Linked DNA regions of Mus musculus: region 1 is linked to region 2. A link is a loop called in an ENCODE intact Hi-C map of the cell type or tissue named here. Cell type or tissue: gastrocnemius. All regions are shown on one strand. Each heading gives the region's core, and the rest is flanking DNA. Links, peaks and the distances in the headings are about the cores only.

Region 1 (16,246 bases), core at 5,229-13,228, 48 kb before region 2:
ATTTACTTCATCAGGCTTTAATCCAGACAACATTTTTGCCTCCTTCTTTATCTGTTTTACCCTGTCACTAAGTCCTTCAAGTACAAAACTCCCTTTAGTTTTAGATCTGTTTTCTTCCCATTGCTATGACCATTCATTGCAAACGTTCACTCTGCATGTCTGATTTTCAGTGTCATGTCCCATTTGTGGTCTCGGAATCAACTTTATTAACTGAATCCAATTTAAATTTTCTAAATATTAACTTTAATCAAATCATCCTTATGTTAAAAAAACATCATCGATTTCTTATGGCACTCAGGACCTGCTGTAGCTGGGCTCATGCTTTCTTTCTTACCTTCCTAAGCCTGGTTCCATCTCTGAATCCCAGACATCAGCCCTCCTGGCTCTCCTCTTCAAAGTCCATATCTGCCCTACCTTGTGCTCTTTGGCTTCTCTCTTCAACATGCATACATTTTTTGTACTATTTCAGCACACACAGCCTCTCTTGCTCATTCACATGTATTTACCTCCTAATTTTGAGCTTTTTGATAGTATGGTTTCTATCCTCACACTTAATGTATTTTCTTCGCTATCTAGCAGAGGGATTTACTATCCAAGGACTCTGACAACCAATCATAAGCTTTAGCATCACCCTTGTACAGCATCCATTCAGGTAATACCAGTACCACACTCCCTCTGTTCTCCAACCTGCTCAGAATGAAGCCAGCTTCTACTTTCCATCCACTGTCCTGGTGTCTAATGTTTCACATCCTGAAGGAGAACTGTCAATTACTAAAATAACTTTTTATGCTTAATTTTTTTTGGTGATCTTGATTGTAGAAAATACCTCAATTCTGAGTACCACAATAAAGGGCTTTGCTTAGGATGCTCTTCTAAGCACACATTCTACGGACAGATCCAGGGAGAAAACTAACTTTGAAAGATGAATTCTTACATGATCTGCTTCACTGCCTGAAAACTAGTCACACTGACTAAAAGGGAGACAGAAACACAAACGTTAAGACCAAACAGATTTACATATTTAAAATTTAAACAGTTAAAACTTCAATAGGATACCAAAGGCAACGCTTGTTCAGTCTGTAATGTGAATCACGCTGTTTGCTGACCTACAAAATAAGGTTGAAGTCTAGTAAAAGTACATTTCTTTGTGCACAGTGATACCTTAAAATAGGAGAGAGAATCAAACATTTCTTCTATTTGTTCCGAAGACTGAACAGATGATGATATTGGATGAGACGAATTCAAGGAATCTTTCCTCATGGTTTTAAATCGAGCATCTAAGAAGTCTTCATACTAGCAAAAGATAAAGCAGTAGGAAGTCATGACCGATATAAAGGCACAATTGCTACAGAATGAAAAACACCTGGGCTCACTAAGGTGCAGCATATAAACAAATGGAAGTAAATTGTATGCAGTTCCTTAAGCTTAAAACGGCACTGAGAACTGAGGCATGTGAGAATCTGCATTTCTGAAAAGAGAGCATAACTGTAAAATTGAGAATCTCTGACTATCAGAGGCAAATTCCAAATCTGAATATCCAAGATAAATATTCAACAAAGGTTAAAGTAGACTTTTAAAACAGAAATTGAAACTTAGGGCAGAAATGGGGTCCTTACCTTGATTTTCTATTAAAGTGATATATAATTCTTAGAGGTTACTTAAAAGAAAATACAACTCTTATTCTGAAAGCATTGAGAGCTCAGCCAAGAGTGTCCCTAGAATGTATATTAGAATTTAAAGTGTTCTCAGCACCCCCAAGTGGTGAGACTCTGTATTTCAATGTTTAATTAAGTAGCACACATTATTTAAACTACCTATTTCGTATCTCAACTAAAAATTACTTGCAGTCGGAATCAAGCCCTATATACAGAAATGTCAAACTAAAAACTCCCAAGAATACTTCTTATAAATACCTAAAAAATGTATGTAAGCGTCTAAGAGCAAGTCACAGAATTTTAGGGTTGAAGACAATACTATGTGGGAGACTGTCCTATAGTTTGAGAGGCACATGTTTTGTGCTTCCCTTCAGCTACCCAATAATACTTGAATTATTTCAGCAATGCCTATGAAATTATGACCTATGGTGTCTGAAAATCCTTGAGTACAGGAAGTATCTCCAGTCTCTAATGACACACTCACAGCACAATACCTCTCTTTAACAGAATGGTATTCAATCTTTGAAACAAATGCATGGTTTGTATGCAGCAATAGTAATTTATTTGTTTGGTTTTAAAAAAGATTCTATTTTATGTATATGAGTACACTGTTGCTGTCTTTAGAGACATCAGAAGAGGGCATCAGATCACATTATAGATGGTTGTGAGCCATGTGCTTAGAATTGATATCAGGACCTCTGGAAGAGCAACTAGTGCTCTTAACTGCTTAGCCATATCTCCCGCCCTTGTTTCTTTATTTAAGCAACTTATGTTACTTAAGAACTGTTGAAAGAATGCACTCAGTGACAATATAAAAAGCAGTATGAAGCCAGTCTTCATTTCATTTCTTTTTATACAAGTATTTAAGTTATTTTCCAATTTTATCTGCATTCCTTCAAACAAAAGGACCACATCTTATAAAATAAAATGTAATAGTTAAAATAATCATCCTAAAGTAAAAAATAATCATTTTAATGTTTAATGAAATACTTCAATATGCAAGAGTGGGTTTCATTGTCAAGTCTCCAGCATTACTGATTTTAACTTTTTTCAAATTATCTCAAATATGTAGAAAATATATGGTAAATACTAACTTATAATGTGGCTATTCCCTCCTCATAGGACAAAGAAACACAGTACTTACACTGTTGAGCTCTTTGAATATTTTTTCCACAGAGAAATACTCCATGAAAGTGGCAAAGCCTTCATTTAGCCACAGGTCATTCCACCACTGCATTGTAACCAGATTTCCAAACCACTGTAAGAGACAAATTCGTCACCAGCAGGACTCAGGAATTTCTTAATTGAATGGACTATCAGGCTAATTGAAGATAATCAAAATATCTTAAAACAATCTATACCCAGAATAATTAAAGTCTTATAAAAGTTATACAAACTATCCCAAAAAAGAAAGGATTTTGAAAGCTGTATAAATTGATTTTAGAAGTAAAATAAAAAGTTCAACATTTTACCTAAACTGAATGGGGGAAAAAGCAGGAAAGACTATATTTACTTATTAAAATATGTGTGAATTTTTAACATATGCTATATACAACATGTTTTATATAGGTAATGGCTTTTTTTGTTGTTTTTGTTTTTTGTTTTTCGAGACAGGGTTTCTCTGTGTAGCCCTGGCTGTCCTGGAACTCACTCTGTAGACCAGGCTGGTTTCGAACTCAGAAATCCACCTGCCTCTGCCCCTCAAGTACTGGGATTAAAGGCATGTGCCACCACCGCCTGGCTGTAATGAAAATTTTAAGCTGCTTCATTAAAGTGAAACTCCTTAGATAATGAAATTATCTGATCTAATATCAACTCTGTAAGATTACTTTCCAATTTATATATATAAAATCATCCATGACAAGTAAAGATTTTCCTATTGTCAGAGGATCTGCCTGGATTTCATGCTTTTCTTCCATTACCTGAGGTTCAAAACACATGATTCTTTCTGACTAAAATTTAAGTAACATTCCTATAGAAACCTGGCATGTATGTATGTATTCTCTCTCTCTCACACACACACACACACACCGCACAAAAGAAGTCAGAGTAATCTTTCAATGGTTTCTTATATATAGTAATAAGAAGAAGGAAAAAGGTAAGAGACCTTCCTAAATAACATATGTTCAAAATACTTTTGGGTATGAAGATATGGCTCAGCCATTAGCACTTACCCTGCAATCCTGAGGACTTAATTTTGGACCTTAGCACCTATGTAAGAAGCCACCATGTAATTCTCTAAAAACTGTCTGCAATCCCAGTTTTACAGACATATAAACAGGTAAATCACTGGGGTCTGTTGGCTCCCAACCTCTCTAAGATATGAATTCTAGGTTCAGAAAGAGATCCTGCCTCAGGACAGGTGGAGAGTGCTGGAAGAGGACTCCTGATGCACTGTCACAGACAGAAACACACACACACACAGACATACATACATGCACACACACAAGCACACATGCACATGCATGCACCCACATTTGCAAAAAAAAGTGGTCATGGGGTATGCAAATTTGTCAATGTGGTATGGGGCTTATTTCACAACAGTAGCAAAAAATACATTATTAATAAAACAAACAATTACATTTGAGAGTAGCAATCATTTATTTTTCAAAGGTAGTATCTTAAAAACCATTTAACAGGAAGATAAGTTATAAGCCCCAAACAGAAGATAAAATAAAAAACAGATTCTACAGAGTTAGAAGAAATCTCACAAAAGACCACTTTTCTTTCAGCTCATGTATAGCAGTAAGTATATACTTGATATATCAGCTTGCTAAAAAGTTCTTCCAAGGGTCACAGCCATCTATAGATGATGTCTGAGGCAAAGTTAACTGGCCACAGCACTTTCTAGTCTTTCTTCAAATACAGCTTCCTCACAGCTTCCAAACCCACTGAAAAGCATCTCATATTGAGGGCTCAACAGAGATAATGTGTTGGAAATGGGAATGTTCACGAACATTTTTTTCTTCCTTTTTTCATCTTATACAGAGAATTCCTTTACTCTACACTAGGGAAAGCTCCTTCTTCTACATTAATAGAAAACCAACTTGTAGCAGGAAAAAAGAAAAAGAAAATTGGTCCTGACAACTGTGATTCAAGACTCGTTAGTAGAAAGCTGGATATGATAGCCCACACCTATGAAATGGTACTCGAGAGTTGAGTTAAGATAGGAGAGATTTAGTTACACAGTAAGAAGGTTCTGCTTAATAAGGGAGATGGTGTAACTGAGGGAAAACGCTCTATCCTACAAGGTTTCATTGAGAAGCCAGTAGTTGTTAGACATGGCACAGATAAGTACAATTTAGAAAAAAACTGATTTTCCAAGGTTGGAGAATTTAGCTCAATGATATAGCACTGTCTAGCAAACACAAAGTCCTGGGCTTGGTCCCAGCACTGGGATACTAAAAAAGATAATCTGAATGTATAGTTATTCTTCGAGGCTTAATGGTATCACAGCTGTGTGAGTTTGAACAAATCATTTCATAAATTTGTCTTCCTGTAAAATGGGATTATGGCCCACCATAGGGCGTTTATGAGATGAGACAATGGACATGAAATAGCTTAAAGGTGAAATTCTTCCCTTTGTCATTTTATATAATAGCAACACTAAAACCACAAAATAGTAATATGCTTAGTAACATACAGGTATTTACTAAAACTCTAGGGAGTGAGATATAACGGTATGCGTTGGTGATACCTGATGTGCCAGTTCGTGAGCAATGATTTTAGTGACCAGTTTTCTGTCTGCTACTGAAGAAGTTGCATTGTCATACAGAAGAGTCTCTTCTCGGAATGTAAGCAGGCCCCAGTTTTCCATTGCTCCTGCTTCAAAGTCAGGAATGGCCACCAAATCTGGACATGTCAAGACAGAAGAGATCAACTTCTCACCTAAAGAACTCCCTAAGTCAAGACTCTGCCCAGTAGAAGGTCTTTCATGATCCTTAACATGCTGAATCTTCCTGTCCCTACGTCTAAATGCTCGGTACCTGAATATCAGCTGAGGAAGACCCGATCAGCAATTCCACTGTCCCCTAACAAGGACAACGCCAGCCCATTTCTTTCACAATGAATCAGATTAGAGTGAACACAACCAAGCCCAGTCAGAGCCCCACTTTGTTCTTCAGAACCAGTGTCACGCCAAACAAAACTTAAATCTCCTCCTCCCATCTGAACCCGAAATTCCTTCGAAGTTAGAATTTATCAAACTCCATATGGGGCCTTAAGCAAATTTCTACAACCCCATAAACTTAAGTTATCTAAGTAATTCTAAGTTAAGTTCAGATGTATAGATTATAAATAACCGTACACAAATAAAATTTCTACAGCATTAAAAATTTCTTGGTTTTCTTTTAAAAATATTTGGCAAAGGCTTTTTTTAAAAAAATTGTTTATGAAGCAAATCTTTGTTATAAATTGCAATGAAAATCAAAGGAACTATCTAACTCTTACCCAATTTCTTAAGTGGGTACTGAATTTCAAAGTAAGTTTGATAAAACTCAAGAAGCTTTATAGTTGTGTCCAAGGCATGGTGAACTTGACCAATTTTTTCTGGTACAGCATACACAGAAACCTGAAGAGAAACATAATCCATGGTGTAAAGGCAGGTAAGATTAAAATGGCATGCCACTCAGCTGAGCACTGTTAGGACCAGCAAACAAGTCATTTATACCCATACTTACACAAAAGAATTACTTAGTGTTTTAATTTTTTTAAAGCTTTCCCCAATATCTCAAATAAACTACTATAGCACACCTCAGAGCAAAGTATAAGCACTGACCCTAATGTAATGATACATTCTTACACTCTTATAACTCACAAGTGCTCTTACTTATGAATTGTGAAGATGGGTTATATGCAGCACAAAACTAAGGTGTTAATCCTTTTGGTGCCTGTTATTGTGCCTGTCATCCAGTAGGCACTAAATATATACTCATAAATAAATATCAACTTCACTTGTTGGCTTGCTTTGATGGATCATGTAATAAAAAACAGTTGTATCATGAGACACTCTAACTATGATTCAGGTCTCACATTGCTCATTCACTTCAGACTGCACACTCAGAAGCAAATCATAGAATTACAGAGATTACTTAAATACCTATCCTCTCTCTATTTGGAAGATAAGTGCACAGTTTAAGTAATATGATATGATTATAAAAGAAACTGAAATTTGACCAAGTGACACAATTACTCTCAATTCTGGCACACAATTAGGAGAAAGGGTTTTGAAAGTTTTCCTTTCTAATTTTTTTCTTTTCCTTAAAGAACATGTGCTTTTAACTTCTTAATACATAGTTATCATCTGCTCATTATATTTATATCAACCTTATTCTAAAAAATAATAAAACAGTGGAAAATAAACAAAGAGAACAATGTGTCTCAGGAAAAAAAAAAGTCTTTTGCTAGTTTGTGGTCTCAGAGATTTAAACTACAGCCCTACATATATGATGCCAGCACCCCACCACAGAGCTATTTCCCCAGGCCTCTTTTTACTTTTTAGTTGGCCACAGGGTCTCATTAAGTTCTCCAGGCTCAGTCTTGAACTCATTTTGTAGCTCAGGAATGTCTTGAAACTGTGACCCTTCTGCCTCGGCATCCTAAGTAGGTGGGGTTACAGGTCTTCACTACCATGCATACCAGGGGAGAAATGCCTTAAACAATATTTTGGGTTGGGTAAGAGAATATCAATTACTACTGTATGGGGATTTGGGGTGCAGCTCTGTGGTACAAGAGGTGGTTAGCAGGTTTAAGGCTGTAGGTTGAAACAATTTAAAAAATAAAGGAGGAAAAGAAAAACAAACAAATCATATCCTAGTAACAGTCAAATGAAAGCCCCCTGGCAACTAGGCCGTGGCAGTTATAGTCTAAATGCTTTCTTGCCATCTAGTCCAAGAACCCTTTAAGAGACTTTATAACTACAGTTATGACTTGGTAGGTTGAACCCGTTTGTGCCTTTAAGTAATAAAAACAAATACGAGCCAACAAAAGCAGGCCCAAACCTTATCACCTGCAATGAAAAGCAGTAATAGAGCCTGTAGGATCTAAGGGACACACTGGCCTTCCAAAACTGAACACATCACCGAAAGCATAGTGCCTTGCATAAAGAAAGTGTTGAGTTTCTTCCTAATGACTGATGAGATGCACCAGGAGGAAATGAAATCAAATGTGCAAAGTGTACCAGGATGCTTGAGAGACACTTGGGATATGTCCTGGCTAGTTTTATGTCATTTTGACACAATGAAGAGTTAACAGAAAGAAGGAAACCACTATTGAGAAAATGCTACCATAAGATTCAGCTGTAAGGCATTTTCTTAATTAGTGATTAATGGAGGAGGGCCCAGCCCATGGTGAGTGGTGCTATTCCTGAGCTGGTGGTGTTAGTTCTATAAGAAAGCATGTTGGGCAAAGTCATAGAAGCAAACCAGTAAGTAGCACTCCTCCATGGCCTCTGTATCAGCTCCTGTTTCCTGCCCTGTTTGAGTTCCTGTCCTGGCTTCCTTCAGGCTACTGACCATCATATTCTACAGTACAGTTCTAGAAATGTCAGTATAATATGTTATCTTACTATAATTTTCACAAAATAGGAAACTTGAAAACTACTAACTTTCAGACAGCAAATGAATAGTAGTATATATGAGTTAAATGAGAGTGGTATTTCTGGTGTAACATGTTAGAATCCGATCTAAAAGCTTGTATTCATAAGGTAACCACCAAGAACTACCACCACCCTACTATACACCAGCTTTCAGACAATCAGAGTACGGACATACCAGAGTTCCATTTACATCCTGACTCAGGTTCCTCATCTCCCCTACAATGAAAGCAACCAGGTATGTGCTCATTTTCACACTTTCAGAAAACTCATCTTGAATAAGTCCTTCTTCTGCAGGGACCGATGACTTCTATAGCCAAAAAAAAAAAAAGGAAGATGACAGTTCTGTAACTAAAGGATCAATGACAAATACGGTAAGAAATTAAAAATTCATGAAGTAATAAATAGACATTTTAATCTTTCAACACAAATTTCTAGATAATGGTTTCAGTCTCTTCTCTTGATCAAGAAGACACAGAGTATAATGAGAACCTCAACATGACTCTCAATATATTTGTTCCCTGTAGCAATTGTTCTGTCTTCCAACTGTAGCAAAATTCAAATCCTTCCCCATTCCCTACCTCCATAACCTGAGGATCACTGACTTCAAGAGGGAACTGTAGCTAAAACATTCCCTGACATGATCTAGTGCTCCATGGAGTACCCCCAGGAAAAGTTAGTGGAATCAAAAGCATTAAGTCACTAGAGAACTCTGTCACTGACTAAAGGTGAAGAAATGCCAGGAACTCTCAAAATTTCCCAACCATGAATCAGGTTTTGCTTTGGGTTAGTGTGAAGTAGGTGCCCACCTCTTTAAGAGACATATTAAGGTGATGAGTTGACTGTGACAATGAAAGCTCATGCTGTCTGATGGCTATGGGGGTAGATGGTAGATGGTATTGCCTGCTACCTGTGGCTACTTCTCACCTCTAGCCATACAGGTTCTAGGAAGTACCACACCGGCTGCACAAGCCATTCAGGCAGACACAAAAAGAATAAAGTTCTGTTGAGCATAAAACTCTTCTACTTGGTGTTACCCCTACTACCTCCCATGCAACTAACAAGAAAAAGGCTCCTGTTCTTGTCCATTTCCACATGACAATAATCCAGAGTTTCATTAGCCAAAACACTAAGAATGATCACAATTCCATAGTCTCAACAATGCTTACAAGAGCAAATTCATTATGTCTCAAGTCATTTACTCAGCTTATACTGTTTCATAGTGTTAGTATTTGTGCTACTGTAGAGCAGGAAGACACTTCACACTTCTTACGCATGCATTCTAAGCCTTGCAGGGTCTTTTCCTTTCTCAAGCATTCCTCAGACTGACAAAGTACTTTTCTTTCCATTTGTATCTAACTATTTCAGAAAGAATATATACACATATGTTTCTAAATATCCCTACCAATAGTAAAGAGGAATCCAACTGTTCTCAGAGATAAGAGATCTATCCAAATATTGCACCTTCACGTCCCAGTACCTTAGGCATATTTGATAACGCAGTATGGTGCTCATTCCTTGTGATCTTGATGATAAATGTGGCCTTAAATGCTGGTTCATCAAAACAAGGAAAAGCAGATCTTGCTGCCAGAGGTTCAAACTGAGTTGCTGCAAAGTACCTAAAAAGAAATGCAAATTTGGTCCAATAGTTAGAGTGCGTACTAGACAGGGCATCCCACAAAGTACTAGGGCTATGAAGAAAAAAATACATTACAATTCCAGCCTCTAAAACACCTACTATTAACTAAAGGGGTTGAGGGGGGCGAGGAGAGCAGAGGCCTAGAGGGGGCAGAGTCTTCTTGCAGGCTTCAAATTGTATTGCTAACAGTGGAAGCACATTAGTGGGATCAAATGGTGTGAAACAAATTCTTCTGCAGGTGAAGACACTATAAAGAAACTAGTACCCAGCCTGAATGGGTCCTTGAATATCAAGCACACTTGATAAAGCACAGAATTGAAGAGTACACTTGAGAAAGACGGCAGCATAAGGAAAGAAGGCAATACGCGTCTACAAGCTGGAGCAGCTGCTAAGTGCAGTGGGATTCACCAACGGAGAGGCTTGAGTTTCTGATAGAAGTCCATAGGATTGTCATTAGCAGCTACTAACCAGCTGGGTTCACAACACTGAATCTCAAATCTACAATATGCACTTTCATGAAAATAGAAAAACCAGTTGTTCTTTAATAGCATTCTGCTTTCCTCTTTCCTTTTTAGAGATGGTCCTGCCTGTGAAAATCACAAAAAGCAGCAGGGGCTAATGGTAGATTTTCACTCAGGAGAAAGTGATTTCCACTTGAAGACTACACAAGCAGAGTAGCAGGGCGAGCGAGAGGCCTCTCTTATGCCAGCTTCTATGCCATTCACAGGCACTGTGGACACAGCACCCGCTGTGCTAGACTCCACTTTTAGAAGATAAGCAGAAAAGAGCGCTTTGAATTTGGGGTCTACATTTATTAGCTCCATGACTCTGTCCAGTCTGTAACCTACATCTCTGTCTTATATGTTACATATTATGGTTGAGCCAGGTCTCCCTGAACCAAGCCTTAGGGTTTTGCCAGAATCCAGGAAAACTTTACAATAAACTAACAAAACCACCTAGGCTACCTAGGTGGTTCTACATCGATGCTTACTACTAGTACTAGGTAACTACAACTCTCTCCGCACGTAAAGTCATTATGTCTTTCCTGATAAGCATAGGCCCAGTAAAAGCAGAGTGAACTTCATCTGATAACCATGCGATTTCTAAAGCTCATTCCTTTTATTCATCCACTGCCAACATTTTCACCCAGTAAACAGAATAGGATAAAGTCTAATTATATCCCTACTACTCACATTAGAGAGGCCTATTTATAGACAAAAATTATATCATAATGTTCTTCTTTTTGTTTGAGACTGAATCTTAAATAGCCCAAATTGGCCTCATACTCACCATGTACAAACACACACACACACACACACACACACACACACACACACATACGCACGCGCACGCGCCTCTCGACCTCCTTGATCTTCCTGCCTCTACCTCCCAAGTGCTGGGACTGCAACTGCATTCCTCATGCCTGACTATAGATCCTAATGTTCTAAGTCAAAACAAACAAACGAGAAAACTTTTAAGTTATTGTTCAAGCAATATAACAACTATCTCACACAAGTCTATGAGAAGTCTACATTTTGAAGACAATTACAATGTCTTCTCTATTGTGAAACTCGATACCTATTCTTTCCTTGTGACTATGTTTGCTCTCAGAAACACTTGCTAAGCATGCATATCCTCAAGTCAGGACAGGAATTAGCTGGGAGGTGAGTAAGAGAATCTTAAGCACTGGCAAAAACAATGTGCAAAAGAAATGAAGTATGAACTGGGGAAGTGGTTCAATACAATGGAAAGGTCTGGGTTCCCTCTCTGCTCCCTGACAGTCCTGGCAGACTATTATTACTTTATAATAGTAATTTATAAGCACTTTCATCCTTGGCTATTATGAATATATTAGCATTTCTTAGTTTGACAAGGTAGAAGATTAAAGAAACATAAGATGTTCTGAGCAGTTTCTAGTATTTCAGTTCCCAATAAATACTGACTACTGTTATGCTTAGTTGTAGGAATAGAGTGTTCAACATGATAGGAGAATAAGGGCTGTGAGAGAAAACAAAGGCCAGATAATGAAGATTGTCAAAATGTTAGGAATAAGAACTGTAAAATGTTTGTACATCGAAGGTGACCATGAGCACCTCTAGCAGAAACAAGTGCAAAGATAAAAATAGGCATAGATTATGTTGGCAGCAGTGTGGAAAGGAGGCAAAGTTTCCTGACCACAAGCAGTGTCTCTTCAAAGCATTTACAGACATTGTGATTTTTCCAGGCAACAAGAGCATTGGTGGTAAGAAGAGCTGCCTTTCAAGCAAGAAGAAATGTATCCCCCTAATTACTCTATCAATTTAAATATTTAATTATAGTGGGGCCAATATAAAAGTTTCCAGCAAAATTGAAAAAACATACAACATTGCTTAGGATTAATAATTTTCAGACATCCTGAAGGTAAGAATGATCTAAACTTGTATGTACTCTCAAGATAGACAATCATGTGGGTACTTCACTTTAAGAGGCAAGTAAATGAACTTACGTTCTGTTCATTCTAAACTTTCAGTTTAAGATACTATTTTAATTTCTCTATTTCTTAGTTTCAAGGACCCACATTTTTTTAACATAACTCAACCCAGCTCATGCCTAGAATTTACACAACTACACTAAAAATAACTGAATTCTACTGCACAGTATTAATTTTTCTAACTAGGTAGCACTAGGTCCAAAGATTTCGGGGAAAAAAAAATCAGATTAGACGAGATAACTCTGGGGCTTCTCTTAGAGTTCTGCTTGCAATTTTAGAGATTCCACACTCAAACTGACATTTTAAAAAGCGAACCAGTAAAGATTAAGGACATTAAGAAGGATATACATAGGCATATTTCATCCTCTCTTTCTCCAACTCACTAAGTACCTCCTTAAGTCCTGCCTGCAAGTAGATTAGCCCATTCTCCTCACTCCTTACAGCTTCATGGAAGGATGGCAATATTCATCTCAGAAAGCATGAAAAGCTCAAAAGAAGTATATTCTCCCATATTGCCATTCTACTGTACATATAACTTCGTAAATTTGAAACCTCTGAATTTAAAATATCTATGGTGTGACAAAGGGTCCTATTTGCATTGTAGAAGTTACATGCAGCAGAGCACAGAACAAGAACCATTTCAGTTTTACATACTTTTTCTCATTACTTTTATCTGTGTAGGTGATGCCATAAAACCCATAATAAGAGTTAGATATATTTGCTGAATACTCTATCTTCAGGGTATAATTGTGTCCTGTTAGAAGAGGTTCCGGGGCAACAACGGCGATTTGTTCATGATATGGATATTCCAGAATTTCAACTTGTTTTTCTTGACTTGAAACTGCTGACATAAATGTCACTCTTGAAATATTATGTCCTGTGCTATGGAGAATGATATCCCGTGTGTCTTGAAGAGCCTGAAGTGAAATTGTCACAGATCCCCTGAATGTCATTGAGGTTAGGTTTGGATGTAGGCTAAGTTCATAGCATAGAGGAATAATGGCAGTGGGAAGCCTAATTTGAGCCCATGGGAACACTTTCCCGTTTGTAGCAACTGGCTGGATGAGTTCTGCTGACTGGTTTGTTTTGTGGCAGCCTTCTTTGGTAAAGGTACATCTAGGCAGTAGATAAATCACCATGATTACAGAGACCGCAACCACAATGACAAAAACACAGATCACTAAGGTCCTGGCAGAGGGTAATGAACAAGTCCCATCTGGACTCTGCCTGTAGCCTGCTGCACTGTTCCGCAGGCCTGAGCTTCTGTTCATGAAGGACATGCCCAGCAGCTTCGCAGAGGACTCATAATCCTCTTCATCCTCGTCCATCTCATGCTCACCAAGACCTCGCACCAGAAGCCTCGAACCTCGGGGCTCATATTCCACTTCATCGGGTTCCAGAGGATGTAAACAAGGTTCTTTGGCTAAATCTACCACATCTGGCTCTTCTTCAAACATGCTGTTTTCGATCATATTCCTTGGAAGCTGAAGCCGATCTACAAAATTAAGAAATAAAGATAAGATAGAAGTAGGGGAGAGCTCATAAGATAATGTTTCTTGAAAACACCAAATTTAGTGCATTTCTAATCACTTGAGGATTTTTTTTAAACACTAAGACTTTTTTCCATTTCAATGCTATTTGAATTAAATAAAGGTTTTATGGTATTCTTGAATTACTCATTATAAACCCAAGCATATATTTAAAAAAGCACACTACAATCACAATCGCGAACCAAAACTAACAACAACAAAATAAAAACTATTAAGAGGGTATAAAGCTAATTGTTTTTCTAGTTCTAGTCTATCATTGATTTCTCATTGTTGGTAGTCACTGAGTGCATAAAAATATATCCAATGGTGGAAAAGGTTGGTGACTGTACCTCTATTGAAGCTTACTGAGCTGTATAAAGGCTTGAGGCCTGGATCATTTTGGTATGCAAAATATATTTGACTTGAATTTGTTTTCTTTTAATAATTAAAGTATATTAATTTTTTAAGACAGCTGTGATTTCATAGTACTTTCCTTAATACAGTCCTACCCAACCTTCTGGGTCCCTGGCTTGACTTTAGAAGATATTACTTGGCCATCTCTAACTGAGTTTGTCCCTAAACAGCTAGGACTAAGTGGGGCCGAAAGGAAAGGACGACACTCAATGTCTTACTTCTGGGTCTGGACACCTATAATTCTTGGCCAAATACTATAAAACCAGGTTGCTGGTCTCTTTCCTGTGACCCATTCTCCCTCAGGCAAATCATAAACTGGTCTGCCTGCTTCTAGGCTTAAAAGGTAGCTCCTCAAGAGAACGGGCGATTGCTTGGGTAAGATGGCGGGCAGGACTGTGGTAAGGAAACGACTATGGAATCACACTGGTTTTTTTTTTTTTAAATGTGTATACACACACACACACACACACACACACACACACACACACAAGAGAAGGATGTTTCTGGCCCAATGCAAAATAAAAGCAGAAAATAACTTATGAAGTTTTGGTAAGCAAGAAACAGTATCACAGACAAAAAACTTAAAAAACAGGTCAACTACAGTTCAAACACCTGCTTTTTCACCCTCCTGTAGCATTCACAAGAACAGCAGTTTCCATCTTTAAAAGAGAACAAACACCACGAGTGTCAGCATATCTTAAGGCAGGGACGTAGTGGGGGCTTTCTAAGCTATAACCCGCCCCCCTCATACTTGTCAAGAATCACTGAAGAAAGGTTGGAAGAAGCAAAGGGAAAATAATACTACATATCTCTCAATAACTCAGAATTAGGACAGTCAATATTTTACATTAAAAATCACAGCTTTTAAGGGATTTCAAGAGTTTAACAAATTGAAATCATCTTTAATTTGTTCTCACAAGGTACTTTACAGTTAATTCTAATCTTCACAAGAGTTCTATAAAGTAACAAAATTAAATTTAAGGCATGAAAAAAACAAACATAAATGGATTAATTTAATCTTAAAGTTAGACAGGTATTTAATTGTACATTTCAACCCAGATCTAAAACAATTTATTCAAATTTTAATCTTCTCATTAATGTAATGCATCTTCTGACTCATGTTAATTTAATGAAAGGGAAGAGCTTTTAACAATTTGGTATCTGGTAATGAAATTAAAAATATTATTTCATTATAACTGACATTAGAACATAACTGACATTACTTAATATACAGGAAAACATAGTGCTCAATAAAGAATAAACAGTGGTAACTTATAACTCACAAAATAAATGCACACTACTCATATTAGAGTAAAGTTTACAACTGCTACTCAAAGTACAGAATGAAGACCACAGTACCCGTATTACGTCACACCTTCTTACAAAAGCAGACTCCTTCCCTTCCAGGCAGGAATTTCAGGAGATTACCCAGTGATCTGCATGCATGTCAGAAGGATTGATGGAATCCTACAGGCACCAACCACACTATTCCTAGATGTGCTCAGACCATAGCAGACTGTCTTACCCTAAGAACAAGTCAGGTGAAATCTCTCCCCGGCAGGCCTTTTTTTACTTAGTTCCTCTGCCTGGATGTCATGATTTCCTCTTCCTTCATTCAGTCTAGTACATATCTGTTATTGTGTAACTAAACTCACTAGAACATTGTCAAGAGAACTCATTTCCTTTTAAGAGTTAACTGTCATTCGTACTTTTGTGCACTTCTGATTTAGAGAGAAAAGAAACTAGAGTAAGATGGCCAACCATTTTCTACTTCTCCATTATGAAATTGGTAAAAATTATGCTACCGAGAAGTACCTAAAGAAATTAGGACATTCAATACTCAACCTCCTTAGTCATCAGGGAAATGCCAATCAAAACTAACCCTGAGATTCTACCTTACACCAATCAGAATGACTAGGATCAAAAACTTAGCTGATTCTGGTGAAG
Region 2 (16,246 bases), core at 3,155-11,154:
ATAGAACAAAATGGCCTTAAGTGCTGGACCTAGCCACCACCCCCCCACACACACACACATGTGGTCTTCATGTGGGTCCTGAACAACTGGAGTAGGAACTATCCCAAGAGCTGTTGTCTGTCCGTGGGTTATGTTCTTATAGCTGGGCTGCCTTGTCTGGCCTCAGTGGGAGAAGATGCACCTAGTCCCACAGAAACTTGATGTACCAGAGTGGGAGGATACTGAAGAGGGCCCCCATCTGCTCAGAAGAAAAGGGGTGGGAGGCATGGAGGGAAGGCCTGATGGAGGAGGTGACCAGGAGGAAGGCAGTGAGCAGGATGTAAAGTGAATAAATAAAAAAATAAATAAAATGAAACAAAGGAAAAACGTGGAAGAAATCAAAGGAAAAAAATGCTTTTATGGAAGTAGGGGGGAGGACAATTGATTTCATGATAATAATTTTCCAAAATTTTGTAGCTTATAACCAAATTTTTAATACTTGTATTATAATTTTTAAGATATCATAATTATACTTTAAGTTTATATAATTCACATTTCCTCTTTTACCCCACATAAAATTAGAAACTTTAAGTCTGAAGATGGAATAAAGGACTAGCTTTAGTGTCATTTCACAATGGACTGCATATGCTCTGAAATATCAGCATTCTGCTTTCTGAGATACCAGCCCAGGAAAGTGGAATTCAGGCTGAGGCACAGGAAAATGCACTTACGAATATCAATAATGGGGTCTGTAAGGGCAACGAAACCATTTCAATATAAACAAAAAACTCACGTCAGAAAATATTTCAGTTGGTGAATAAATTTGCCAGGCCCAATATTCAATAGATTTTACCAAGTAATTATTCTGCAGATAACTTGTTGAAATGCTTTTTTTGATAATTCTTTGAAATATTTTTCATCTGAGACATTAGACTAATAAAATACAAGTCTATGACAATCTTAAACCACTAAAGCAGTAATTTTCTCACCAATTTACAATCATTTGTGTACTAGTTTTCTTATTTAATCCGTCCAAACAAATTGTAATTATTCAAAAGGCTAAGACTGTAACCACATTTTAAAGAAACTATTCAATCACTGTCATTCAATTATATAAACTAAACAGATGTTGAATTCTTCTGTGTTTAATACTTTTGTATCTAGTATTTTAATATTTCCAAAATTGGGAATTACATAAATGTGCGTTCATCTGCAATGAACAACTAGAGTGGAGCCAAGCCAATCACGTCCTAATAAACTTTTGCTTATTCTACTTCAAGTCTCTTTTATTTAGACTCAGTGATTTTTCTGCACACGACCTCCAACTGAAAAAGGCATCAAACCGCTCCATACTCACCTTCCAAGTAAAGCTGCTGCATAATACAATGGACTACTTCTCACCCCACTGAGAAGCACCCAGTCCTGTACGCTCAACCTAAACGGCCTTCCCCATCCAGCCACCCACTCTAAACACTGAAGAGACACTACCAAGGATCCCAAGGGCTGGCACAGCACCCAGTGCAAAGAGCAGAAAATTACTGCTACTAAGGGTATAGATAGACTGGCCCAAGCTTCGATATAGGATCTTGGTAAATCTAAACAGACCAGTTCTTCCTACCAAGTCTCAAGGGCCACAGGAACTTGCCCTAAGCAAACCATGGAACATATTTTTGGTAACCGAAACTAGATAAGCATTATACAGTCTTCATATCACTGTACCAATACCTACTTAAAGAATAGTCTCTTAGGCACTTAGCTATATTCCCAGCCTCTACTACTAATCTCTACGCAAGTTTTCTCTTATTCTTAGGATGCTATAATACTTTGTGGATATGAATGTTCTGATAGTTGTTTTAAAATCTTCCAAAGTAAGTTTCAGCTTAAAGAAATATCAAGCTCCCAGTAGTGGGGATTACTCAGTGAGTAAAACCATTTGCCGTACAAGCATGAGGACCTGAGTTGGACTCATCAGAACCACTCCTCCCTCTGAAAACCCTGGGCATGGACACATGTGCCTCTAACCCTGCAGGAGGGAAGGCAGGAGAGTCCCCAGGATTTGTTGGCTGCCAGCCTAGCCATAAAACATACTGAGCTCCAGGTTCAAGAAGAGAGACAATCTCAAGGGAATTAAGGCAGAGGCTGAGACCAGGCAATAATACACACACACACACACACACACACACACACACACCACACACACCCACATACACACACACACCCACACACACACCACACACACCCACACACACCACACACACACACACACACACACCACACACACCACACACACACACACACACACCACACACACCACACACACCACACACACACACACACACACACACACACACACACACTTGAGCACAAGACTAATATCCAAAGCCTCCTCTGCTATCAGGAATTTATGACATTTAAAGCAGTTGCCTGGGAAACACTTCCATCATTTGCTATAAGAAAATGGAAATCAACAACCCAAGGAGGTGACTTCTCACTACATCCCTGCTGTCCTATCCCCTCACCTGAAGAAGCTCTCCCCAAAGAAACATCAGGAAGCCTTCTCTAACTCCACCATCCCCCCATCAATCAGCCTCCTCCAGTAGAACCCTGTAGCTTTAAAAAAGGTTTGGACTCCACCCCTCCCCAAAGACACAGATAACTGAGTCAAATTTTGTTTCAGTGACTCCATTCTAGAAATATGTGAAATGCCCAGGAGGCCTTTCACTAAGCAGTACATATGAGAAGGAAAACAACTTCAAAGAATCTCTTATAATTAAACTTAACACTCCATTATTTTTGAAAACTTCATTGGCAGCCTCAATTTTATTTGGTAAACGGCTTGGTTCCTAGTTTAGATGCTAAGGTTGAAATTAAAATCAATCAGCTCTTTGTTCAACCATAAGCACCAACACCAAAGTGAAACAAAAATCAAGCAATACGAACAGGAAAAAATTGCTATCACAGTGGGAAAGGGACGGTACTCTTGACTATCTTGTTTTCTTCATATGTAGAATATCTTAGACAGTTAATAGTTCTACCTTAAAGTGACTGGATTCTCCTGACTAGAAAATAAAAGAAGGCAGTCAGTTCAATTCCTAGCAAATTCTTTCTATCTCCTGCCAGCACCTTCATTCCTTGATGATGGCCCTCCCTTGGACAGAACACCTCTTACTTTCTGTTGTTATTTTCAATGTTTTCTACTAAAGCAAGAAGTAACATTCTCTACAAAGGTCACTAGATATAAAAAGAGTTATGACACCATGGGGGCTCCATAATTTCCTTTATTTCGTTCCTCTTCCTGGTTTTTCATTAACAGAAAGGGTATCTCTAAAGGGGAAGGGGGTCAGGGAGAGAGCCTTACAAAAAGCTTTGTAGTAGTTCAACTCCAACCCCATACAGTTTTCCAGACACCAAGTAGCTGACAGAACACAGCTGCACCACACACAACCCAAGTCCACGGTGGTCTTGGCTAAGTTCTGGAAAAAATGCTGTTTTCTAATAAAGGTATAATGTGACATTAGTCAATGTATCTTTGTTACTGACAAATGCTATATGAACAGATTAGAAAAACAATTTTGCACATTTCTTTCACAATTAGAATATTATCTTAGGCAAAATTACATTTCTTATGGGCTACTACTATTTGATAATATGCTTGTAAAATTCTTCCAGCAGAAAACCTACCTCTAAAGTGAGCATTTAAAAGAAGCTGTGTGTGACGAAAGGATGGACCATCTAGTGATTGCCATATGCAGGGATCCATCCCATAATCAGCTTCCAAATGCTGACACCATTGCATACACTAGCAAGATTTCGCTGAAAGGACCCAGATGTAGCTGTCTCTTGTGAGACTATGCCGGGGCCTAGCAAACACAGAAGTGGATGATCACAGTCAGCTATTGGATGGGTCACACGGCCCCTAATGGAGGAGCTAGAGAAATTACCCAAGGAGCTAAAGGGAACTGCAACCCTATAGGTGGAACAACAATATGAACTAACCAGTACCCGGGAGCTCTTGTCTTTAGCTGCATATGTATCAAAAGATGGCCTAGTCGGCCATCACTGCAAAGAGAGGCCCATTGGACGTGCAAACTTTATGTGCCCCAATACAGGGGAACGCCAGGGCCAAAAAGGGGGAGTGGGTGGGTAGGGGATTGGGGGGGTGGGTATGGGGGACCTTTGGGATAGCATTGAAAATGTAAACGAGGAAAATACCTAATAAAAAAAAAATAAAAGAAGCTGTGTGACTGAATTACTGAACAGAAAATCACCACTGGATTTTTCATACAACTCCTCATCTTTTGAGTTCTCTACCTTTCAGATTGAGCTCTCAAAGATCACAGACAGACAAACGACAATTATTGCTATAATAGTTTCTAAAATATGCTGTCTTTTATTCTGTCTCAAGATAAAAAAAAATTTGCTAACACTGCTTCCTGGTTTAAACTTTAATACTTTATAGCTACCCTTTTTACCCGTTTTTTTGTTTTGTTTTGTTTTGGTTTGGTTTGGTTTGGTTTGGTTTTGTTTTTTTTTTATGATGCTAGTTAGCCCTTGATTTCATTTTTTGTTGTTCTTGTTTTGTTATTGTTGCTTTTTGAGATAAGGTCTCACACTTCTTAGGCCTGGCCTGCCTGGAACTTGCTAAGGAAACCAGGCCAGCTGAGATCATCTGCCTCTGTCTCCCTGAGTGCTGGAATTAAGGCATAAGATATGGCTAACCCTAACTCCTGGCTAACTCTTAATTTCTATATCAGATTTCCCCAACTGTAATTTAAAAGATAAGGCAGGAGCAGAAACAAACACACACACACACACACACACACAATTGAACTCATATTCCATTTCAGAAAAACTTTAAAAAGTTTTCTTCCAATGAAGTAATTCACTATAGAACAAAAAGAAACGTATATATGTAAGTGAACATATAAACAGTACATGGTAAGCTCCTGTTTCTGAGATGATACTATATGTAAGTTTTTTTGAGAGATACACACATTTATAAAACAACTGTTATTTATAGGATAAAACTGGCATAACTTTATACTGCTTTACAATCCATAAGTAGATAATTTGTTGTCAAGGTATTCCATTTTAAAAGTTGGAAAATACTTTTAACTGGATATTAATCTAAAAACAAACATACACAACTCTGAAAGACAGGAGGTCTGCCTCATCTGATTATATACCACTGTACAGTAATAAAATGATTTGTGTGGAGGCTATATAATTCATATAAAAAGTGACAATCTCTACTAGGCTTTTGGTTTTGGCACTTCAATACAGCAATGATTTTCCAACCACTAGATTTACCTGTAATCACACCAAAAACTAGTATCTGTTAGCAAAATATATACTAAAAAATAACAGAAAATTAATTTATTCCTATGTTTGTAAAGTCTCTATTTGTTTACCTGAAAACTTTCTCCAAGCCCTCTTTAAATGAATATTTCTACTATTCTCAAAATGCAATCAGATATTTCTAGGCCTGACCCTGGACCTCCTCAACCAGATTTTTCCATTAAGCCTTGAATTTTAGCATCTCTTATTCCAAATTAAAGCTATTCTGAGAGTTCTCAAGCAAATGAGAATAAAGGCAGATGGACATCAAATAAATAGCTGTCTTAATGTAGTATTTCTTAGAAAACCTAGATAGTTTCCATGAACTTTCTATGGTGCTAATAAATAAATAGGTCACCACTACTCCTAAAAGTTTCATCTCTACCTGCCTTAATAGGACAAGGCAGCTACTGTCAAACCAATCTTACGTACGAGTCAACACATTCCTTTGCCCATAAAATGTCACCAGAGAGCTAGAGCCAGACGAAATGTCCAGCTTTCAGTGTGGTAACAGTCCCTCTCAAGGTCAAGGCAAAAACTATTTCCTGAGCCAAATAGGAATTTCTGGCACTAAAGTCCATCTTTATAGGCCTTTTCTAGAAACATTAATTTTAAATGGGTTATAACAGTTATTAGCTGAACTGATGAACACAAGATATTTATTAATACATGAACCTATTATTTCAGGCAGAGAACAGGGCTCAAGAAAATGAGCCACCATAGCAACTCATTGCACAGCAAATAGTGAAAGCATAGAAAATGCTACTGAAATCACTGAGTTCTGAAGGTTGGAATGACAAGACTAAATTCCTCGACTTTATGAACTTGTGAGTCAGTTAATGAACTGCTGACAGTATTTTAAGAAAGCCAAGGGCTCAGAGCTACTGAAACTTTATTATACATCTATACACACACACACCTCTTTATGCAGGGACATTCAAGAGCATGTAAATGAGAAAGATTTACTAAAGGAGGATCAATTACAAAAGCCAATATTAAGCTTAATAAATCCAGGCCGGCCCGTGCTGGCGCACGCCTCTAATCCCAGCACTCCCAGCACTCGGGAGGCGGAGGCAGGTGGATTTCTGAGTTTGAGGCCAGCCTGGTCTACAAAGGCGAGTTCCAGGACAGCCAGGGCTATACAGAGAAACCCTGTCCTGAAAAACAAACAAACAAACAAACAAGCTTGATAAATCCTTCAATCATAGATTGTAAGATGACAAAAATAAGTACAATTTACACTATATAGTATTCGAACACGAGAAAATTCTACAGCAAACTTCTAAAAGTTTTAAATACCTATTCCGCCTTAAAGTCTTCAAAGCACCTTAAATTAGCAGTATCAGAGTTATATGTAGTTCCTGCTTTCCTTCTTAAAGGAGGACAGCATTAACTGAAATGACACATTGCCAATCAGCCTTCAACACCAACTGTGAAAAACTGGTAGACAGAAAAGAACTAGAAAAGTTGACCTTTTGCCTCTTTTCTCTAGGATTTCTCCATGGTCTTCCCAAATGAGACAGTTTGTAAATATATCTAAAGGAGGATATTCTATGGGAGGAGAAAAGATTTTAACTTTATGGTGTGAAAATGTACTTTAATTATGTAGGGGGGAAGTTCAACAAATCAACCAGGGAAAAACCTGACTAAATAAATGACTCATTCTTGTTTTCAATTGGGTAAGATTTCATAATTAAAAATCTTACCTACATATTTAAAACAAGGAGGCTCCAATAATTCTGCCTAGAAGGAAGAAAACGTCTTGGAAAATTTTATACCTCTTTTAAGCACATTTTACACTCAAATCCTAGATGGTCTCTATGGTGCCTTTCAGTTCAAATCTTCCTTAATTCTCTGAGTAAGTTTACCAGACTATTCTTAGAAACTTGGTAATTACAAATAGAACACATATGAGAAAGAAATTTGGAGTTAAAGCTGTCATTACTAAGCCTAATTAAACACTGCAGACAGAAAGATGGCAGGAGAATAAAGCATCCCGAATTAGGGAAAAGGAGAACATAATGAGTAGGTCACAGCTCCAGCGATGTGGTAAACAATGTTAAAGAACACAACAAAGTCCAGCCTAGGCATTAGAGTGGATAGAGTGGGTGTCCCCTCCCCCTTCCCAGTTCCTTAAGTGGCATGCGACCCCCCTCCCAACAATAATATGCTTCTCTCCCATTAATCTGACTTTCTACCTACCTGAAGTAACCAACCACACTGGAAACACATGCCAAGTAGAAAGTGGATCCTCTAATCTCATTAAGCCCTACCCTTTATTAGCAGTTTTCCTACTTTCCATCCTAAAGTGGAATCCATATATTTAAACACCATAAAATGGTGAGACATCATCTCACCTCTATATTGAGACTCAAGCACTACAAGCCCAGACAAAAGCCATGAAGTAAAGGGCCGTGGCTATTTTCTGGACACAGACTGCTTTGACTTTCACACACACACACCCATGCCACCTTATGATATAAGCCCAACAAGGGCCATTGATATTCAATGGATCTCTAACTAGAAGATCAAACATCACTAGCTGGTAAAAAGAAGTTTGGTCGACCTGCGGAGCAGCGGTAGGCAGACGGGTGGCAATGCGGGGCGGCATCTTCGCCACACCGAGCAGTACTAGCCAGCCCCCGGTAAGTTTCCTTCCCTGCAGTGCACTAAATCACGCTGCCAGCCGCGGCCCCACCCCGCCCTGTTACGGAAAGGCATGCGGACAGCTCGGTGAAGGACGGGCGGACAGCTCCAGGCTCCCCGCACGAGTAGGCTTTCGCCGGGGCCGCAGCTTCTCCTGGCCGCGGCCGCTTCCCCCAGGACCAACGCCGTTGCCAACTTTGCCGCCGCCCCCTCCACCGCGCAAGCATCCCAAACTTTGCCGACTACCTCACCTGGAGGTTCGGGGCTGGCCCCCGGGAGAGGGCTGACCTTCACGCCTGCCCCAGCCGACCCTGGCCCCTCTGCCGCCCCCCGGCCCGCCTGGGAAACCCTTGGCAGGGATGCCTGCAGCCTGACCCCCTTGCCACATCTGACCCTCTGGACCCTGAGAGCCCGGGAATCCGCGACTCGGGCTAGCCACTCACCATTGGTAAAGGACTCCATCTTCGCCCCGCCGCGGGTCCTTACCAGCCCAGCGCCCCAAGCTTCCTACTCCGAGAGCCGAAGCGGTCCTGACGACTGAGCATGCCCAGCAAAGGCCTCCGAGGGCTGCCGGGGAGGTGCGGCGAGGGGCGGCGCCGCTCCGCCGCACGGCAACAACACCTTCGTTCCGGGTTTTCGCAACTGCTGCAAAAGACCCACTGAGGCGTGGACGCTAAGCATCGCTCAACCCTAGGCCCACTCCGCCCAGGGGCGGCGGGGAGGAGCGCAGTGCTGGGGCGGGGCTTAGAGCCCCACCCCCGGAGCTCACTTCTAGCCGCCGCGCTGTCTGTGCCGCAGAGCTGTAGTACCCCGGTTCAGACAACTGGTACACCTACTACTGCATCCGGCCGTGTTTCGGGTGCGGCCACCCCAGTACTGAGCCCGGAAATGCGGCCGGTGATGCTGTCGCCAGAGGGGTTGTCGCCCTTCGCGTTCTGAAAGCAAGACAAGGCCCAGGGTGGGTCGGCCTCTACGCTGGGCTAGCCCGGGGCGGCGCTCTTCTTAACCGCCGGAGCAAGCCCTGCGGCGGTGGTCGGCCCGACTTCCCTCCTTTAGCAGAACGCCCTGCAGCAGCTGCTGCTGCAGCAAAGCCGGAGGCCAGAGGAAGGGAGGGGCCCGGGAGTCGATCGGTGCCCTTTGCTTAGGGCTGGGCTTAGAACTGCGAGCAGATCTCAAAACCCGGAGCGGGGTGTAGGAGAACGGACCGTGCGCGCAGAGGTTGTGTGCAGAGAGGCCCGCCTGCCTAGTCCTGTCCTTACTCGACACCAGCAGTTGGCTGCTCCCAGCCTTCAGGGTACACGGCCTGATTCCGCGGGGCTAGACCGGAGGGAGCCAAGTTCCCCCTTCCCCTAGTACTCGCGCCTTTGCCTCGGGCCCCATTGTTTCCGGTGCCAAATCGGGGCGGTCCCCGGCAGCCTACGAGACACGTAGAGACCGCGTTAGCTCCTGCTAGCTCCTGTTTCTCCAACTGCCGGAAGTCAACACCCCGCGAAGAGGCTCCCCCATCCCTCCCAACCGCAGCCACAGCTCCTCTTTCCTCCCCACTCACTGCTTCGTCCCCTGCGGCGACTTGGCTAGGCCTTGGCCTCACTGCGCGAGCCAACTGTCACACACTCCTCCTCCCAGGCTGTCAACCCGTGCAAACAAAATCTAAACCTGTACAAATATCCTGGGCGAAAGAGGAGAAAGGGATGATGTTCGATCGATAAGGAAATTCTACGTTCAAAGAAGTAAACCCGAAGTGCAGTGTTTTTAAGAGGTCGATTGTATTACATCCACTACGTTCCACTCCTGTTTTACAACGCCCTGTGAAAACCAACTGTACTTGGAGTAACCACTAAACTCCTTACCTAACTCTGGGACCTCATTAACATTCTCGCCCTTTAATGGCCCCGAAGCTTTCATAAGGCTCCTAGAAGTTGGCGCGATTTATTCAGCATCGTTAACCGTACCTTTACTTATTTTTTTTTAAACAAAACAAAACCCTCCTTGCAAAATTGTTCCACAGCTTTGTGTTTTGTTTGCTTACTTCTTCCTGTCATTTTCTTAACTCAAATGTCACCCCTACAGAGAATCCTCTGACCACACACCTAAAATAGCAACAAACACAGTGGGTTCTATAAAGATTCCTCCTGCCATTATGTTCAGAGCACTCTTAGCTGTCAAAAGGCTTATTGTTTATCAAGAATACAAGATCAGTGGGGCAGGTTTTTTTTTTCATTCATTTTTTTAGGGCTATGTCCTCATTTTTAATCGTTACACAATATATTAAATAAGTACAGTATAATGTTTATATTTCTAATTTACTGCCCACATTGAAACCTTTCCACTGAATGTCTTTATAATGAATGTCTCCAGTTGGTCTGTTTGTGCTCAGTACAAATGTTCATGACATCATATCTCAACGCTGCTACTGCCTTTTCACTGTGTGAAAGATAGGCTGAGTCCTTAGGCTAGTCCCCATATCGGAGCAATTCCGAACCAAAAGTAGAAAATGAACCACAAGAACTCTTGTATTCATGGATTTTGTTCAAATGAGCCTGTTTCACATTGGTATTGCTTAGCTAAGAAACTCTTCCCTATTAGGTCGTGTTTTGTTCTTTTGGTGTTATTTTTGGTGCCAGAGCACTTAGTAGCAGTTATTTAAAACTCCACAACATGATAAATCACCTCACCTCACCAGCAAGCTACAGTCTATCATACTTTAAGTGTGAATCACATTACCTTGGGTTTTGTTTTTAAATTTTCAGCTCTGAGACTGTGTGCTAAAGTGTTTCACAATTTGCATTCATAAATTTGGGAGAATCAGGAGATTTTTTTTTTTTTTTTACCTATTTCTTTGCCAATCTCTTGCATCTCATCTTTGCTATTCAGGAATACAAGCAAACAGTAAATAAAACAAACATATTTCAGAATCCCATGTAGCCTTAAATGCATATTAGTGAATTTTGTTCCGTCAAATACTGTTTATATTTGATTTTGTAAAGCCTCTTTGAGGAAAACACAGAGGTTTTGCTCTTGTTCAGATTCTCCTCTTTCTCAAGGTTCTAACACTTTAGGTTATTGTGATATTACTGTTTATTATCAGGGTGATGTCATCTAATACACTCATCTTACCATCTTCAGAGTCATCACTGCATACTACTTAATATTTAAATTATATAACAGAAAAAATACTAATAGCTTGAACTGAAAAATATTAGCACCCTGGATAACTACCATCTGTTTATAAAGAAACAAAAAATGGGATCATAAATTAGTACTCAATACTATAAATAGATCTGTGCTAGGATCTGGCCGTACTGTTTCTGGATGTATATTCAAGAGAAATTCTGTCTGCTTTCAAAGAGATATCTGAACACTCATGTTTTTTTGTTTTTTACAGCACTGTTCGATAAGGAATCAAACAAAATATCCAACAACAGTGGGATGTATATCTACAATGACTGCCACTCAGTCATAAAAAGAAATATTCTACCACATACAGCAAAATAGAATAGTACTTAAAGACATTATACTAATTTAAGTTAGAATGACAAAAAATTCTTTTCTTATATGTGTTTGTGTAAAAAATAAATCCAGGTTTTTTCCTCCTGGGCCCTGCTCCCGGAATGACTACTCTGAGACTAATTATGTATTAATAATTGCTGAGGCCATAACCTTCAGGTTGTTCTCTGACTTGCTTTTACTTGTTATCCCTTTTATTTTAACCTGGTTTCAGCTACCTACTGAATTACATAGCTTTTGAATCTCTCACAACTCTGAATATTTCCCAGAATTCTCTCTATCCCTGCTGGACGTCCCACTTCCTATTTCCTGCCTCAGTTCATTGGCCATAAGCTTTTTTATTGACAGGTGATGATTATAAGAAATACACTCAATATGTGTGTGCAAAAAAAAAAAAAAAACAAAAAAAGACAACCTAAAGAATAGTAGTGATTACTAAAGGCCAGGAAGGTGAAAGCTGGAAACAGAGAAGTTGGCACTCTAAGATAGAAGCAATAATTCTACAGCAGACTGGATTGACTCTAACTCACAATAACTTATTACAGTTGTCATGAATAAGTAGTAGTACTGACCACGCCCGCTCAGTCAGTCAACAGGTTCTCCAGCACAGGAGTGAGGATTAAAAAGAAAAAAGACAGACAACATTGTAGCATGATCCCAGTCAATTCTGAGATTGAAGGCAAATTTAATTTTCCCAATTTGCTTTTTATACCATTTTAATTACATGCAAGTGTTAAGGGCTAGCAGTACAATAAGAAACTAAAAGGACAATAGTCAAGGAACAAGCAAGACAATAAACACAAAGCCCCATGACTAGCTGTGTCTAAGGACGATCAAGATATCAGAGCCTACTTCTTTGTTCTACCCTAAAACCAGATTGTTAATTCCTTATTCTTGGCCAATGTCAGGTCCCTCCCTGAATTTACTTCTTTGTCATGCTCCAATCTTGCCGGACTCGACCAGCAAGAACAATACTGCAACAGGAGCTTGATTGCAGAGGCGAAGAGACCCCAAGCCCAGTGTCTCACACCCTGATTGGTTATGCACTATGCCTCATTTGCATGTTCCTCATCTGATTGGCTACTCTCTCTCAGTACCTCACAGAACCTCATTAACATACCTCATTTGCATGTCTCACATCTGATTGGTTATATCTCAGTACCTCATTAACATGCCCGGGCCAGGCAGTGACTTGGCAAAAAGCTTTACTGCATATGTACACATTGGTTGTTTGTCCAAACTTATGCGTGGTGGCCAGCAGTAGCCAGCACCACTCTGCAATGGCACATGTGGCTTCCCACACTCCAATGTCGATTCTAACCTGAGTTTACTTCCTTGTTATGGCCAATGTCAGATTCCTGCCTGAAGCCCATTTCCTTGTCCTTGGACAAGGTCATATTCCTGCCAAGTGGCACCCCAAAAAGGCTCTCCACATCTCCCCCCTTTTAATTTAATAAACGTGGCTGAGCCTGTCTTAGGTTGTTCTGACAAGAATGCCTTCCTTCCCCGTCTTCAAGACATGCACAGCTTGTTTGTGTTATATGAGCAGGGCCTTTTAATGTTTGTTATGTCAGATTCCTACCTGAGCTTACTTCCTTGCCATGGCCAATGTCAGATTTTTGCCTGAAGCCCATTTCCTTTTCTTTGGACAATGTCATATTCCTGCCAAGAGGTACCCCAAAAAGGTTCTCCACAATCTTGTGGAACTATTCTTCAATATAATCAGAAAGCAGTTTTTACTCTCAAAACTTTATTGCCACTATTGTACTAGTCCAGTTGTTATTGTAACTCAGAGTTCATAGCTTGGTAACACTGATGATTTTATCTTACTTCTTAAGCAGTGTGCCCAGCACCTTCCAAATCTATCTAGGATAGTCAGTAGTAATGATACTTCCAGGTTAGTACCAGCTTGATTTCTCAAGTATCTGATATCTTTAGCAATAGGGTCTTACCCTCAATTTCTAGAGGACAGTCAAAAGCAATAGCAATAGTTTGTATTGCCTTGGGGGGGGGGGTCTATGGGACACCAATGACCATCAACTCAGAGATAGATAACCTGGCACCTTAACCTAGTCAGGATGGCTAAAATCAAGATCAAGAAAACAACAACAAAGCTCATGGGGAAAGAGGACAACTTTTTGATTGCTGGTGGGAATGTAAACTGGTGTGGCCACCATGGAAATCAGGATGGAGGTTCCTCAAAAAGCAGAGCTAGAACTAGCATTTGACTCACCATATGACTCCTGGACATATTCCTGAAAGACCCTACTATCCTACTACAGAGATACTTACCCATTCATGTTCACTGATGCTCTATTCGAAATAACCAGGGAAGAAGCTTTCTAAAATGTATATATTTACACATCAAAAAAGTGTATATGGAGTTATGCTGTGCAGAGAGATAATGCCTCTCCCACATGAAATAGGCTACCAAAAGAGTATACATTTTCATTACGGGTGATTATATAGATGGCATTCAGTTTGGCTACATACAGTTGTATTAGTGGGGACACAAAGGATAGCACAAAATTGAAGAGGAAGATGCCTGGCAGAGGTAAGTTCACAGAGGTCAAACTCTGCCTCTATCACTTCCAACCTATGTGGCTGAGAAAGTTGCTCCAAACTGATTATTTAAATTGACATATTGAAGAATTCCAAGTTTGGGTGCTGAGTTGGTATCAGTGAAACTTGATCCAGTAAGTGATAAATAGAAATTATTTTCTGGGGCTAGAGAGATGGCTCAGCAGTTAAGAGCACCGACTACTCCTGAGTTCAAATCCCAGCAACGACATGGTGGCTCACAACCATCCTTAACGAGATCTGACTCCCTCTTCTGGAGTGTCTGAAGACAGCTACAGTGTACTTACATATAATAAATAAATAGATCTTAAAAAACCATGAAAACAAGCAAACAAAAAAGATAAATAAGTAAATAAACAAATATCTAAGTATATATTTTTTAAAAAGAAATTTCTGTATTTTAATTAAGTTCACATTTCTCAGACTTTCTAATCATTTATCTTTATAATTATTAGGAAATCATCTAACGTAAATCCTGGATAAATGACCTGTTTTTTGTTTGAGTATCTTGGTTTTGTGTTTTTGTTTGTTTGGTTGGTTTTTTACTGATTCAATGTTGTTTATGAGAAATAAGAACTTACAGGGTCAACACTGTGAACCAATTTCTATCCCAAGGAGTTTAGTATATAAAAAAATGTTAAACATATACAAATTACCATATAGATTATAATGGCTTCTGGGAATATTCTGGATTAGGTGTCCTAATTGAATTTCTTGCTAAATATGGTGTAAATTAAATTTTGTTTTGATGTATTAATCTGTTAGTATAAAATTCTAGGGAGTCAAAGGGAGACAGGAATGGGACAGAGGGAGCCAAAGCCAGGGAGCACCTTTTGCCTTACAGCATCTGAAGCGTCATGAAGTTTTCATGCCATTGAGAGTGCTACAAAAAGATGTCATGTTACAGGTCCTGCTCAAGTTGGGCATAATAGGTAGTGAGACTGAGGTATAGTAAGTCTGCTTACAACAGACTTGTCTAAAACAAAAAGACACAGAAAGAGTCAAAGGTCAAAGAGACTAAAAGTATAAGTATAGGTACTTCAGAGGAAACAGTGGTTTGCATGTAAGTACAATAACAGATAAAAGTTTAATGTCTGGTGCTGTTAAGAATAGGGTCTAAGGAAGCAAAGAGAGCCAACGAACATTGCTCTTGGGAAATAATACAACATAACCTATTACAAATATGAGGTTATTTGCTGAAGACAGTCAACAGATTCAATGCAACCCCCATCAAAATTCCAACTTAATTCTTCACAGAGTTAGAAAGAGCCATTTGCAAATTCATTTGGAATCACACAAAAAACAAACAAACAAAAAAACAGGATAGTGAAAACTATTCTCAACAATAAAAGAACTTCTGGGAGGGGGGGTTAAATCACTGTCCCTGACCTCAAGCAATACTACAGAGCAATAGTGATAAAAAAAAAAAAAAAAACTGTATGGTATTGGTACAGAGACAGACAGGAGATCAATGGAATAGAATTGAAGACCCAGAAATTAACCCATACACCTATGGTCACTTGATCTTTGACAAAGAAGCTAAAACCATCCAGTGGAAAAAAGCATTTTCAGCAAATGGTGCTGGTTCAACTGGAGGTCAGCATGTAGAAGAATGCGAATTGATCCATTCTTATCTCCTTGTATAAAGCTCAAGTCCAAGTGGATCAAGGACCGCCACATAAAACTAAGTACACTGAAACTAATAGAAGAAAAAGTGGAGAAGAGCCTCTAATACATGGGCACAGGGGAAATTTTCCTGAACAGAACATCAATGGCTTATACTCTAAAATCAAAAATCAACAAATGGGACCTCATAAATTGCAAAGCTTCTGTAAGGCAAAGGACACTGTCAATAGGACAAAATGACAACCAACAGATTGGGAAAAGATCTTTACCAATCCTAGATCCAATAGAGGACTAATATCCAATATATACAAAGAGTTCTTACTATGAGGTGCTAAACTGGAGACTGCAGCCTCCAGGCCCAGAGCAACTCAGACAGGCAGCTGCAGAAGCAAAGTACCTTCCACCCAGATAGATAGCAAATGGTCCATGGCCTGGTTTCTGAGTGGGGACAAAATAGAATAAAAAAGGACTCTTCAAGCAGGAATGTGTGTTGATGGCAGCATGCCTATTAAAACATCATTAGCCTATTAGATTTTAGGCTTACCAGTCTACTACAACCCAACATAGGGCT

The links. Peaks named below come from ENCODE experiments on the same cell type or tissue, not always from the same donor. Only the 100,000 strongest peaks of a DNase experiment are listed, where the experiment ranks them.
Region 1: it touches region 2 in a loop (2.8-fold over the local background); 11 of 42 quality-filtered maps call a loop at or near these places.

What each region holds. Positions count from the first base shown.
Region 1 is chr17:17,565,522-17,581,767 of GRCm38, forward strand. Lnpep (leucyl/cystinyl aminopeptidase) reads right to left here. Exons shown (of 18, transcript NM_172827.3): 2 at 13,011-13,851; 3 at 9,728-9,866; 4 at 8,426-8,557; 5 at 6,105-6,225; 6 at 5,353-5,507; 7 at 2,800-2,913; 8 at 1,162-1,293. Among named protein-coding and RNA genes, the nearest start is that of Lnpep, 51 kb to the right of the region's middle. In gastrocnemius, for the core only: no CTCF peak of the experiment used is centred there; no DNase peak of the experiment used is centred there; H3K27ac peaks cover 2,777 bases.
Region 2 is chr17:17,615,989-17,632,234 of GRCm38, forward strand. Lnpep (leucyl/cystinyl aminopeptidase) reads right to left here and starts at 8,501. Exons shown (of 18, transcript NM_172827.3): 1 at 8,406-8,501. The coding sequence starts at 8,424. In gastrocnemius, for the core only: a CTCF peak has its summit at 7,915; DNase peaks (open chromatin) are centred at 8,641, 9,152, 9,470, 9,807 and 1 more place; H3K4me3 peaks cover 5,644 bases; H3K27ac peaks cover 7,319 bases.